Regions from separate parts of the Mus musculus genome. Here region 2 is linked to region 1. A link is a loop called in an ENCODE intact Hi-C map of the cell type or tissue named here. Cell type or tissue: heart. All regions are shown on one strand. Links, peaks and the distances in the headings refer to the core of each region. The heading gives the core; the rest is flanking DNA.

What was found. Hi-C counts contacts between places; a loop is a spot of excess contacts. Peaks named below come from ENCODE experiments on the same cell type or tissue, not always from the same donor. Only the 100,000 strongest peaks of a DNase experiment are listed, where the experiment ranks them.
Region 2: it touches region 1 in a loop (7-fold over the local background); 21 of 42 quality-filtered maps call a loop at or near these places.

The regions. Positions count from the first base shown.
Region 1 is chr5:107,983,832-107,989,204 of GRCm38, forward strand. Dipk1a (divergent protein kinase domain 1A) reads right to left here and starts at 3,246. Exons shown (of 5, transcript NM_026062.4): 1 at 3,118-3,246. The coding sequence starts at 3,171. In heart, for the core only: a CTCF peak has its summit at 2,500 (motif pointing left); a DNase peak (open chromatin) is centred at 3,210; H3K4me3 peaks cover 2,352 bases; H3K27ac peaks cover 2,033 bases.
Region 2 is chr5:107,918,696-107,924,068 of GRCm38, forward strand. The region is part of intron 2 of Dipk1a (divergent protein kinase domain 1A); the gene reads right to left. Among named protein-coding and RNA genes, the nearest start is that of Gm26387, 14 kb to the left of the region's middle. In heart, for the core only: CTCF peaks have their summits at 2,872 (motif pointing right) and 3,077; no DNase peak of the experiment used is centred there.

The DNA.
Region 1 (5,373 bases), core at 173-5,172:
ATTCATACACATAAAATAAAAAATGTCTTCATTTTGTTTTGCTTGTTTAGTTTGTTTTGGCTTTTTTGTCTTATTTTTGTTTGTTTTAATCTTTGTTTTTGTGAGGGCTTTTTGAAAGAGAGAGAACGTTAAGTTGGGTGGACAGAGAGGTCGAGAGAAGCTGGGGGTGGGGTGGGAATATGATCAAAATATATTGTATGAAAAAAATTTAGAGAAAAAAATACTAAGGAAAAAATAGGGAAAAAGAAACTTAAACTCTCTAAGGGCTAAATAAGGACATAAGTGACCTTTGGCCCCACCCAGTTGAGACAAACAAGAACAACTGCCAAGGATATAAAACTGGTTTCAAAAACTTTCCAGGCCATTTATCTTCCCCTCCTCTTGGAAATAAATCTACCTTGCTGTTTCCCTACCCACAAGGTAAGAGCATCTCCCATACCTGTTGAATGGTTACAGCCTCACTGTAACTTAAAATGTACCTGGAGGGCGAGGTGACGCGTGCTTTAGTCCCAGCACTTGGGAGGCAGAAGCAGGTGGACTTCTGAGTTCAATGCCAGCCTGGTCTACAAAGTGAGTTCCAGGACAGCCAGAGCTACAGAAAAACCCTGTCACGAAAAACCAACAACACAAATGTACCTTATCAGAAATATTATTGACATCAGGTATCTGCAGGTGTGGCTGGGCATGCCTGTTATCCCAGCACTTGAGAGGCTATGACAGAGGGTCCACCATGAGTCTGAGGTTAACCTATATACATATCCAGTACAAGCCAGCCAGCACAATACATAGCAAGACCTTATCTCAAAAGAACACAAAAGTAAAAACAAAACCCCCTCAAAACGGGTATCTGTATTCCCTCAAAACAAAGTGTAAGAACTAGTTTCCCTGAAGCACTGTATACTGGGCACACTTGTAAACCCTGCACTAGGGAGGTAGAAACAGGAAGATCAGAAACAGGAAGATTGGGAATTCAAGGCCAGCCTGTGCAAGACTGGGACTTGGTCTCAAAAAGTGTGTGTGTGTGTGTGTGTGTGTGTGTGTGTGTGTGTGTGTTCTAACATACACAGGCTGTTAAAGTTTTTTTATTTTCTTTTGCCAAAAGACAGTGCACAAGAAACCCTCTCCATGACAAATCAAATTTAGCTAATACTAAGTTAATGCTAAGCATGATCTATGAAGAAGAAGAAGGAGGAGGAGGAGGAGGAAGAGGAGGAGGGGGAGGAGGAGGAGGAAGAGGAAGAGGAGGCGGCTACAGAGTTAGCTCAGTCTGTAAAGGTCTTGCTCTCCAAGCACTTGGCGTCCAGATTTGCACATCCTTGCAATCTCAGACCTGACTAAGTGGAGACAGGGGGATTCCTGGGACTCCCTGGCCTATTTGGAGATTTCGATGGGAGGAAGCTCCTGGGGAAAACACTGGACTCTCAACTGTGCCATTCATTCATACCCTTGCAATCACAAGCTCTTAAAAGCAAGAGGATCAGAAATTCAAGGTTATCCTTAGCTACCTCGAGAGTTCTAAGTCAATCTGTGTCACATGAGAACTTGTCCTTTAAATCTTAAGTTTACCTTTAAATTTTTTTGAGACAAAATTTCTCTATGTAGTCGTCACTAATCTCGAACTTGTTATGTAGACTATGCTGGCCTCAAACTCAGAGGCCTGATTCCCAAGTGCTGGTATTTAAATAGTTTAAACATTTTTAAAAATTAATAATCTTAATATTAGCCCACTAGCAAGCTTACCCTAATTTCATCATTGATAACGATGCAAATTCAGAAAAGTAAGAAACACACTAAGTGTTTGTCATTAATGTAAGCATAACTATTTGTAAAACTAATTTTGTTTGCGTGGTGTCGGGGATTGAATCCAGAACTCTTAATTTCTAACCTTAACCACATCAGAAAACCTTTGTACAGTTATAGCGCCAAAGATTGCATTCACATCTGTGGAAAACATTTAAAGCCAAAACTAAAGCCTAAAGCTCTACCAACTCCAAAAATTAATAATAGAAAGCTAAGTAGTTTAAGTTCAAAGATTTTAAACATGCCCAAATACTTTAACCTGGAGGGGTGGAATGCTAGACTAGGTTCTAATACTGGTACTCAAGGCACAACTATTTCTGGTGGCGCTGCTACAAACATTCAGTTTTACACCCTTAAAACCATGAGTTGTCAAGTCAGTCTCTCAATCTGGGTTTCTCTCGTTTCGATGTAATGACTTACACTTGCAAATTTCAAATTAAAATATAAGATTTATTTGGACAGTAACGGTTTCTCCTCAACTTTTTCTTTTTTTTCCATACTCATAAGAAGCACACCAACAACTGACCTAAATACACGTCCCATGTCGTCAGGCCTTTTAATGTAAGCAGTGTCCTCTAGAGACATATAACAATACTGCCAATGTGTGAGGCATTGATTTGTAGTTGTTTTTCCATCCGAGCTATGGATTTGTGCTCAGCTACTCACGACGTCTACTAGGTCCCCCTGGTGACCAAACAGTGCACCAAAGCAGCAGGAGGGTTCTAAAGCCTACTGACAGCGGAACAGAAAATCATGAAAAATTAACACGGCAACAGTACACACGACGTGACTGTGAATTGCGTTCGCACTGCTGGCGGGCTGAGTGAAGAGCCGTACAACGGTCACCATCCCCTTTTTGCAAAAGCATCGCCTCGATCGAGCTTGCCTACTCCTCCCTCCCATTTAAACCAGAGATGTGATGAGAACACCAAACCCAGGGGATCTGCACGAGGCACAGCTACTGGCTGGGACTTGGGGAACCACTGGTATGACAATCGGTCACGATTCTGTGGAGCATGGAGGAATGACACACCACCCTTTCCTACCCCAGACACAGAGTCAGGAATGGCAGGTCGAGGGGGGGCCCTTGGGGAAAGCGGGAGAGCACGCAGAGGAGGGACCGCGGCGCGTCCGGGGCCGGGACTCAGAGGGGCTCAGGGCTGGGGCGGCGCCCGAGGAGCGGGACCAGGGCTGGGAGGGCGCGCCGCCAGGTGCCGGTCCGCAGGAGGCGGCGGGGCGCGCACGGAGGGAGGACGGGGCGCTGAGTCCCGCGTGGCGCGGAGCGGAGGGCGCGTGGCGGGGCCGCGGCCGGCCTACCTGGAGGTAATGGGGTTTCCTCAGCCAGGCCCCCGCGCAGAGACTCCTCGCCATGGCACTCACATCGCCCCGCCGCGCCGCAGTCGGAGGCGGACCCGAGCGCGGCCGCCCGCCGGCCTCCCCGCCCCTGCCCCGCCGGCCCGCCCACGGCCCGCCCCCGGCGCGCGCTCCCCGGGGCCGCGCTGCGGCGAGGGCGGCGGGTAGCGGAGGCCGGCTCCGCGCGCAGAACCCCACCCCCACCGCCAGCCGCGGCGGTCGTCAAGGCGCGGGCGCGGGGCTCCGCCATAAAGGGGAGTCGAGCCTCGCGTCCGCCGACACAAATCCGCCTGCGCCTCCGTGCTTAAAGGGGAGGCGCGGACGGGGGAGGGGTACGGCCGAGGCGGGTGCGAGCAGCACGGGGGTGCGCAAAACGTGGGCTCCGTGGAGCGCCCACTTCACTGTGAGGCTTGCGGCTTCACGCGCGGAGTCCCGCCGTCCGCGCTCTGGACCTGTGCGAGCGGATTGCACGGAAATTCTGTGGATGCTTAGAGCTGCATCCTAGGCGACCAACTAACTCATAGATCCTCTCCAGGGAAAGGAGGCTCTCCGGAGACGCGACCACCGCTATCTAGGGGAGGAAGGGACTCCTTCCCGCTCAGTTCTGCGTGGCCTTCCAGACACTTCGCCTCTTTGCGTACCTTAAATTTAATGCAATTTTTTTCTTTTATTTCTTTTTCTTTCTTTTTTACCATTTCGACTTTTTGAAGTTTGCATTGTTTGCAAAACAGCCTCAGAGTTTTCTTGCCTCTACCACAGAATCATGATTCACACGTTAAATACATAATTAAATAAATAAATGCCGGATAAATACAGTGAAGGCAGGAGACCTTCTAGGATATAGCAGAGCAGCTCAGTTAAGGCTATACACCTCAAGGCGTTGCTTTCTTCTGTTGACACTGATGGCCAAATAAGGGAGAAGGGGCCACCCTGGGAGGAGTACAGCTATTGATCTGAGTGACTTCAATGCAGGGAGATGCAGGTCCTACTTCATTTTTTTCCCTTGCTATGCCGTACTTTATGTTTCTAGTGCTTTCAGTTTCTGGAAACAGGTCTTTAACCTGGATAATATTTTGTTACTCGCAAAGAAGTGCATGAGCCACTGACTTTCACTTTTAATTAAATGACTTCAGTAATTTCTAAAGTAAAAGTAAATATGAGCTGGGCATGGTGACTCATGCCTGTAATTCCAGCACTTGGCCAACCGGAGCTACTTAAGACAAAGACAGACAAAGGGAGGGAAGGAAGAAGGAGGAAAGGACGGATCCTACCGGTTTCCTTTAGTTGTTTTTTTGTTTTTTGTTTTTTTAAAGATTTATTTATTACTTATTATATGTAAGTACACTGTAGCTGTCTTCAGACACTTCAGAAGAGGGAGTCAGATCTCGTTACGGATGGTTGTGAGCCACCATGTGGTTGCTCAGATTTGAACTCCGGACCTTCGGAAGAGCAGTCGGGTGCTCTTACCTGCTGAGCCATCTCACCAGCCCTTTTTTTTTTTTTTTTTAAGATTTTATTATTTATATGTGTATGTCTGCCATATTTGTGTGATTGCTTATAAAAGCCAAAAGAGGGCATCAGAACACCTGGGGCTGGAATTTCAGTTGGTTTTAAGCTGCCCAACTTGGGTGCTGGGAACCAAACTCGAGTTCTCTGGAACAGCCAGAAGCCCTCTTAACCACGGAGCAATCTCTCCAGCTCTGCAATAAGTATTTTCTTAGCATCCAGACACTGTTCAAATTTTTTTGCTATGTACACAAAAAGACAAAGCAGGCAGAATTCCTAACTTTATGGATATTACATTTTGGAGATGAGAAGACAGGCAATAAATAATAAACACAATGACTATAGAGAAGTCTGGTAAGAGCCAGTTGTGGTGACATGCCCACAGTCATAGTACTTGGGAGGTGTAAACAGATCAGGAATTCAAGGACAGCCTCAGCCCAGCTCACCTGCACAATTTGGAAACCCTATCTCAAAATAAAATAAAATAAAATAAAATAAAATAAAATAAAATAAAATAAAATAAAACAAAACTGGTCAAGGCCAGGTGAGGTAGTAGCAAGCAGATATGTGTGAGTTCAAGACCTGCCTGGTTTATATAGCTAGTTTCATGCCAGCCAGTGCTTCAAGGTAATGGGGTAGTGAGAGGTAGAGAAAACTACAGACAGTTGGCTAGGAGATCAAGAGTTTATTTGCTCATGTTACATTTAAGTATGT
Region 2 (5,373 bases), core at 243-5,242, 65 kb before region 1:
ATACTCGAGAATACTTTATATAATTAAATCAGAACTGAGAGAAAAAAAAGGAACTGCTGAAGAAGGAAGCATGAAGAGGTACTGAGCAGAACGAAGTAGCACAAAGCATGACACATGTGTGCAGACGCTATAACGAAACCCATGCCACCTGTCCACGAAGACTCGTATCTTTGAACACTGGGCCCTCAGTTGGTGGAACTGTTTGGGAAATATTAGGAGGTATGGCCTTGTGGAAGGAGGTGTGTCACTCGGGGTGCATTTTGGCAGCTCAAAAGCCCATGACATTGCCAGTTAGCTCTCTGCTCCTGCTCCTGTTCTTGCACCATGCCTGCCTTCCAATATGATGGTCATGGACTCACCCTCTGAAATGTAAGCTCCAATAAACTCTTCTATAAATTGTCTTGGTCAGCCGGGCAGGGTGGCACACGCCTTTAATCCTAACACTCAGGAGGCAGAGCAGGTAGATTTCTGAGTTCTAGGCCAGCCTGGTCTACAAAGTGAGTTCCAGGACAGCCAGGGCTATACAGAGAAACCCTGTCTCGAAAAACAAAACTTTAAAAAAAAAATTTCGGGCTGGAGAGATGGCTCAGGGGTTAAGAACACTGACTGCTCTTCCGAAGGTCCTGAGTTCAAATCCCAGCAACCACATGGTGGTTCACAACCATCTGTAACAAGATCTGACACCCTCTTCTGGAGTGTCTAAAGACAGCTACAGTGTACTTACTTACATATAATAAATAAATAAATCTTTTTAAAAATTGTCTTGGTCATGTGATAAGCGTGTCTGATCATAGCAATAAAAAAGTAACCAAGAAACTACCATAAAGCTGGGTAGTGGTGACACACACCTTTATTTTTTAATTAGATATCTTCTTTATTCACATTTCAAATGTTATCCCCTTTCCTGGTTTCCCCTCCAAAAACTCACTGTCCTCTCCTCCCTCCCCCTGCTCACAAACCCACCCACTCCCACTTCCTGGCCCTGGCATTCCCCTTCACTGGGGCATAGAGCCTTCACAGGACCAAGGGCAAGGGTCTGTCCTCCCACTGATGACTGACTAGGCCATCCTCTGCAGCTGGAGCCATGAGTCCCACCATGTGTACTCTTCAGTTGGTGGTTTAGTCCCTGGGAGCTCTGGGGATACTGGTTAGTTCATATTGTTCCTCCTATGGGGCTGCAAACTCCTTCAGCTCCTTGGGTACTTTCTCAAGTTCCTTCATTGGGGAGCTTGTGTTCAGTCCAATGGTTGGCTGAGATCATCCACCTCTGTATTTGTCAGGCACTGGTAGAGCCTCTCAGGAGACAGCTTTTTTTTTTCCATTTTTTTCATTTTATTTATTTTATATATGTGAGTACACTGTTGCTGTCTTCAGACACACCAAGGGCATCAGATCCCATTACAGATGGTTGTGAGCCACCATGTGTCATTGCTGGGAATTGAACTCAGGTCCTCTGGTAGAGCAGTCACTGCTCTTAACCACTGAGCCATCTCTCCAGCCTGGAATACATACACCTTTAATCTCAGCACTCGGGATGCAGAGGCAGGTAGATCTCTGTGAGTTCAAGGCCAGCCTGTTCTACAGAGTGAGTTCCAGTACAGACAGCTAGAGCTACACAGTGAAACTGTCTTGAAAAACCAAATAAAGGAAGGAAGGAAGGAAGGAAGGAAGGAAGGAAGGAAGGAAGGAAGGTGGGTGGTGTTGGGATACCCTAAGAAGTTAAAAAGCCGAAAACTAACTTTCTCTCTCTCTCTCTCTCTCTCTCTCTCTCTCTCTCTCTCTCTCTCACACACACACACACACACACACACACATCTACCTTAACCAATAGTGAGGTGTTTTCATAATATGTATGAGGATTCATTCCAACACTACATAACCAACAAAAACTAAATCAGTATCCAAACATCTTTTGCTCCAAAGAAAGTAGGTCTAGGCGATTCTCTATATGCTGCATGGAGTTTTGTTTGCAGGCATGGAAAACGGAGCCTAGGCCCAGTCAGCTTCCAGAGCCTGTGCAGAATCAGTCCAGCTAGGCTGACAAGCTGAGCTGGAGCTAGCAGAACAGGTTTAAGGCTGACTAACCCAGGGCTTTTGTGCAATGGCTGACAGATCATCAAACACAGAGGAAGGCACCTGCCAAACTGACAAGCTGAGGGAGTCTTCCCTAAGTGTAGCATATTCTGTCAGAAGAGCTGGGGCCTCCTTCAACTGACCTGACTTCAGCTTCTGAATCCCACCACCACTTCACTGTTTAAACTAGAGATTTGGAAACAGCCTCTCTGCAACACTTTGCTTTCCACTCGAGCGATCATTGCACACCGAGCTGGTACTCTCCCTCTCTTCTTTCCTCCTATCCCCCAGTCCAGCATCATTTGCAGCCTGGCTATACTGATAGGTGATTTAGAGGCACAGACTGTCTTGGGCATCTCTGAAGTTCCCCTGCCCTTGTACCATACAGAACAGTACACAGTATTGAAAGTTTCTTTTTATTTTCTTAGTAAAGTCTCTTATTAGTAAATCAGTAAGCAGCGACTAGTCTGGTATTCAGCTGTGAGAATCAGATTTCTTGTTGTGAGCAAAGGCCTCAAGCTAATCTTGCGTCACAGGGGTGGTCACAAAGAATAGCTCTGGCTTTCTATCCCAAATTAAAGGCAAATTTCCCAAACATTTGTGTGAAAAGAGCAGTTGGCTTCATAAAGCTATAGCCACCCTAAGTAATGTCTATAAAAATGTTCAGCTGTATATCAAAATAGTCAATAATGATACTAAGTAACTTTTAAATAATTAAAAGCCCAAGATTTACTACTATTGTAATAAACAGCATTTAGCTTTGATTGCACATACCTCATTGTACCAGAAGAGGGCACTGTTTACCCTTATTTTTACAAAACACACTCCTATTGAAGGAATCCTGCCCTAAACTACAAACTGGACCACAAGAGGGCAATAACCACAAACATATGTGTAAACTTTGGCTTCTAAATATTTTCAAAAATCCATGCTCTAAAAGTGTACTTAAGATATCATTTTCAGACAGCTGGTTTTCCTTAACAAGACTTAAAAAACCAAGCACAGAGATACATACACACAGACACTGACACAGACAAACTGACAGACACACAGACATAAGACACAGGCACATGCATACACACAGACACACCTACACACACTCACATACAAGGCACTCAGACACACACACACATACGTATACACACATATAGACACACACAAAACCATACAGGCCTGCCCCCACACACATGTACACACAGACACATATGCATTCAGACAAGCACACACATATATACACAGACACTCCACCTTCCACAGATACACACAAAGACATCCACACAGACACACAGACACCCACACACATATACACACAGAGAGATAAAGCTAGCCACAAGGCACACACACAGACACCCACCAACAGACACACGCAGACACATAAAGATGTACAGAGACAGGCACACACAAAGACATACACTGACAGAGACACACACATACAGAGACACACACTGACAGACAGACACAGGCAGAGTTGGGTTTTTCACAATTCCTGGAAACTTTTGAGTCTTCAGTCATCATTTTCTCCCTCTTCTCTCTCAGGCATTACCAGTCTTCACCATGTTCTGCGCTCTGTCTTAAGCTTTTCCAGTGTTTCCTCTATTGACTTCTTCCTCACACATTAAAGAAGCCCAAGCAAGGCACAGCTAAATGGAATACTGTCATGCATTACTGTCTAACCAAGAACATAGCTCCTAATGGCTTCAATTTAGTAGGTCTTAAGTTGATTGTTTTAAGTAACAAACCATTATCCTTGGAAACTGAATCTCAAAGGAGACTGTGATTAAATTAGGGTTCCTGAAATCTTTTAGTGCTTCAGGTTAAAGGGTTCCTTTTGTTGTTGTTGTTGGTGGTGGTGGTGGTTTTTCGAGACAGTGTTTCTCTCTGTATAGCCCTGGCTGTCCTGGAACTCACTCTGTAGACCAGGCTGGCCTTGAACTCAGAAATCTGCCTGCCTCTGCCTCCCAAGGGTTATGCTTCTTTAACACTCACACCAGCCCTCTAAAATGTGGCGGAGGCACTCCTCAGAGAAGTGCAGACTCCCCCCACAGAGGAGTCAGTCAGAGGACTCCGATGGAACTTTGTGGTCCTCAGATGTGCACAGAAGAGAAGCACCTCTCCTACTCCAGTTAATGAAACAGGCCATGTCTGGGAGATCCCACCTACAGAGTCCAATTATGTAAGATTTCTACATAGTTGGGCATCAAACAGGATTGGCTGCAATTACTTAGTAATTAGGAAATCATGGCTATAGCAAGCAATCATATCGCAGTAGAAGGGGAAGTATATGGAAATGGCATTAGTCACCATTCTGCAGAAGCTCAGGAGCTTGCACAGCTACTGAGAAGGTGGCTGACCTCAAACCTGAGGAACTTTTACTTCAGCACCCACACCACAACAGATGTAACCCCTCACACAGAATAGAGAGTGTAAAAGACAGCAGATAGTCAGAGAAGAAACCAGCATGGCCATGACAGTGATGACCACTCACCTCTAACTCCTAACAAAGCGGAAACGATGCTCTAGGGCGCTTCTCCAGCTGTCTCTCAGGAACAGCTTACAATACTACAGTGACAGTATGAGGCTGTTTGCCTCAGACCAAACAAGATCGAGTCAAGGACATTTGAACCTACTCTATACCCAGCTGACATGTCCGAGGACCATCACAGTTAGTGCCCAAGCGTATTGGCTAAAGTCAGCATCATAAAAGCTAAGGGGCAAGTAGGGCAAAAACATTTTTCTTGCCTGTAAACTAGAACTAAATCAAAGCCCTGTTATGAAAAGGTGACCGCAGCCTAGGACTTTGTCTCTAGCCTGGTGTTCTTGACAGTGAACCAACGTGACATGGTAATCAGGAAGATCCTGACTCTCAGTAACTGTATTAATGTACAACACTTCAATATATGTACTGCGGTGAAAGTAGTAAGATCTCAGGGTTGAGCATGAGAGGTAGTTCAGCAAGAAAGGATGCTTGCTGCACCCAAAGTGCTTTCAGGCTACCTGAGTGTCGTTCTCCAAATCCACATCAGGCAGCTAAGGACTACCTGTAACTCCAGCTCTAGGAAACCTGATGCGCTATTCTGGTCTCAGCAGGAGCGCCACTCACACGCGTGTGCACACACGCACGCGCACACACTTTAAATGTTTTGCATAGAGATGGGTGTAGTTTGGAGGTAAGCACCTGCTTGAACGCTTGAGGTCCTTGGTTTGAACTAGCGTCCCATAAAAACAAACAAACAAATTCAAAAATAAATATATGGTCCTGAAATAAGTGTTTTGATATATGTTGAAAGATAGTAGTAGAAA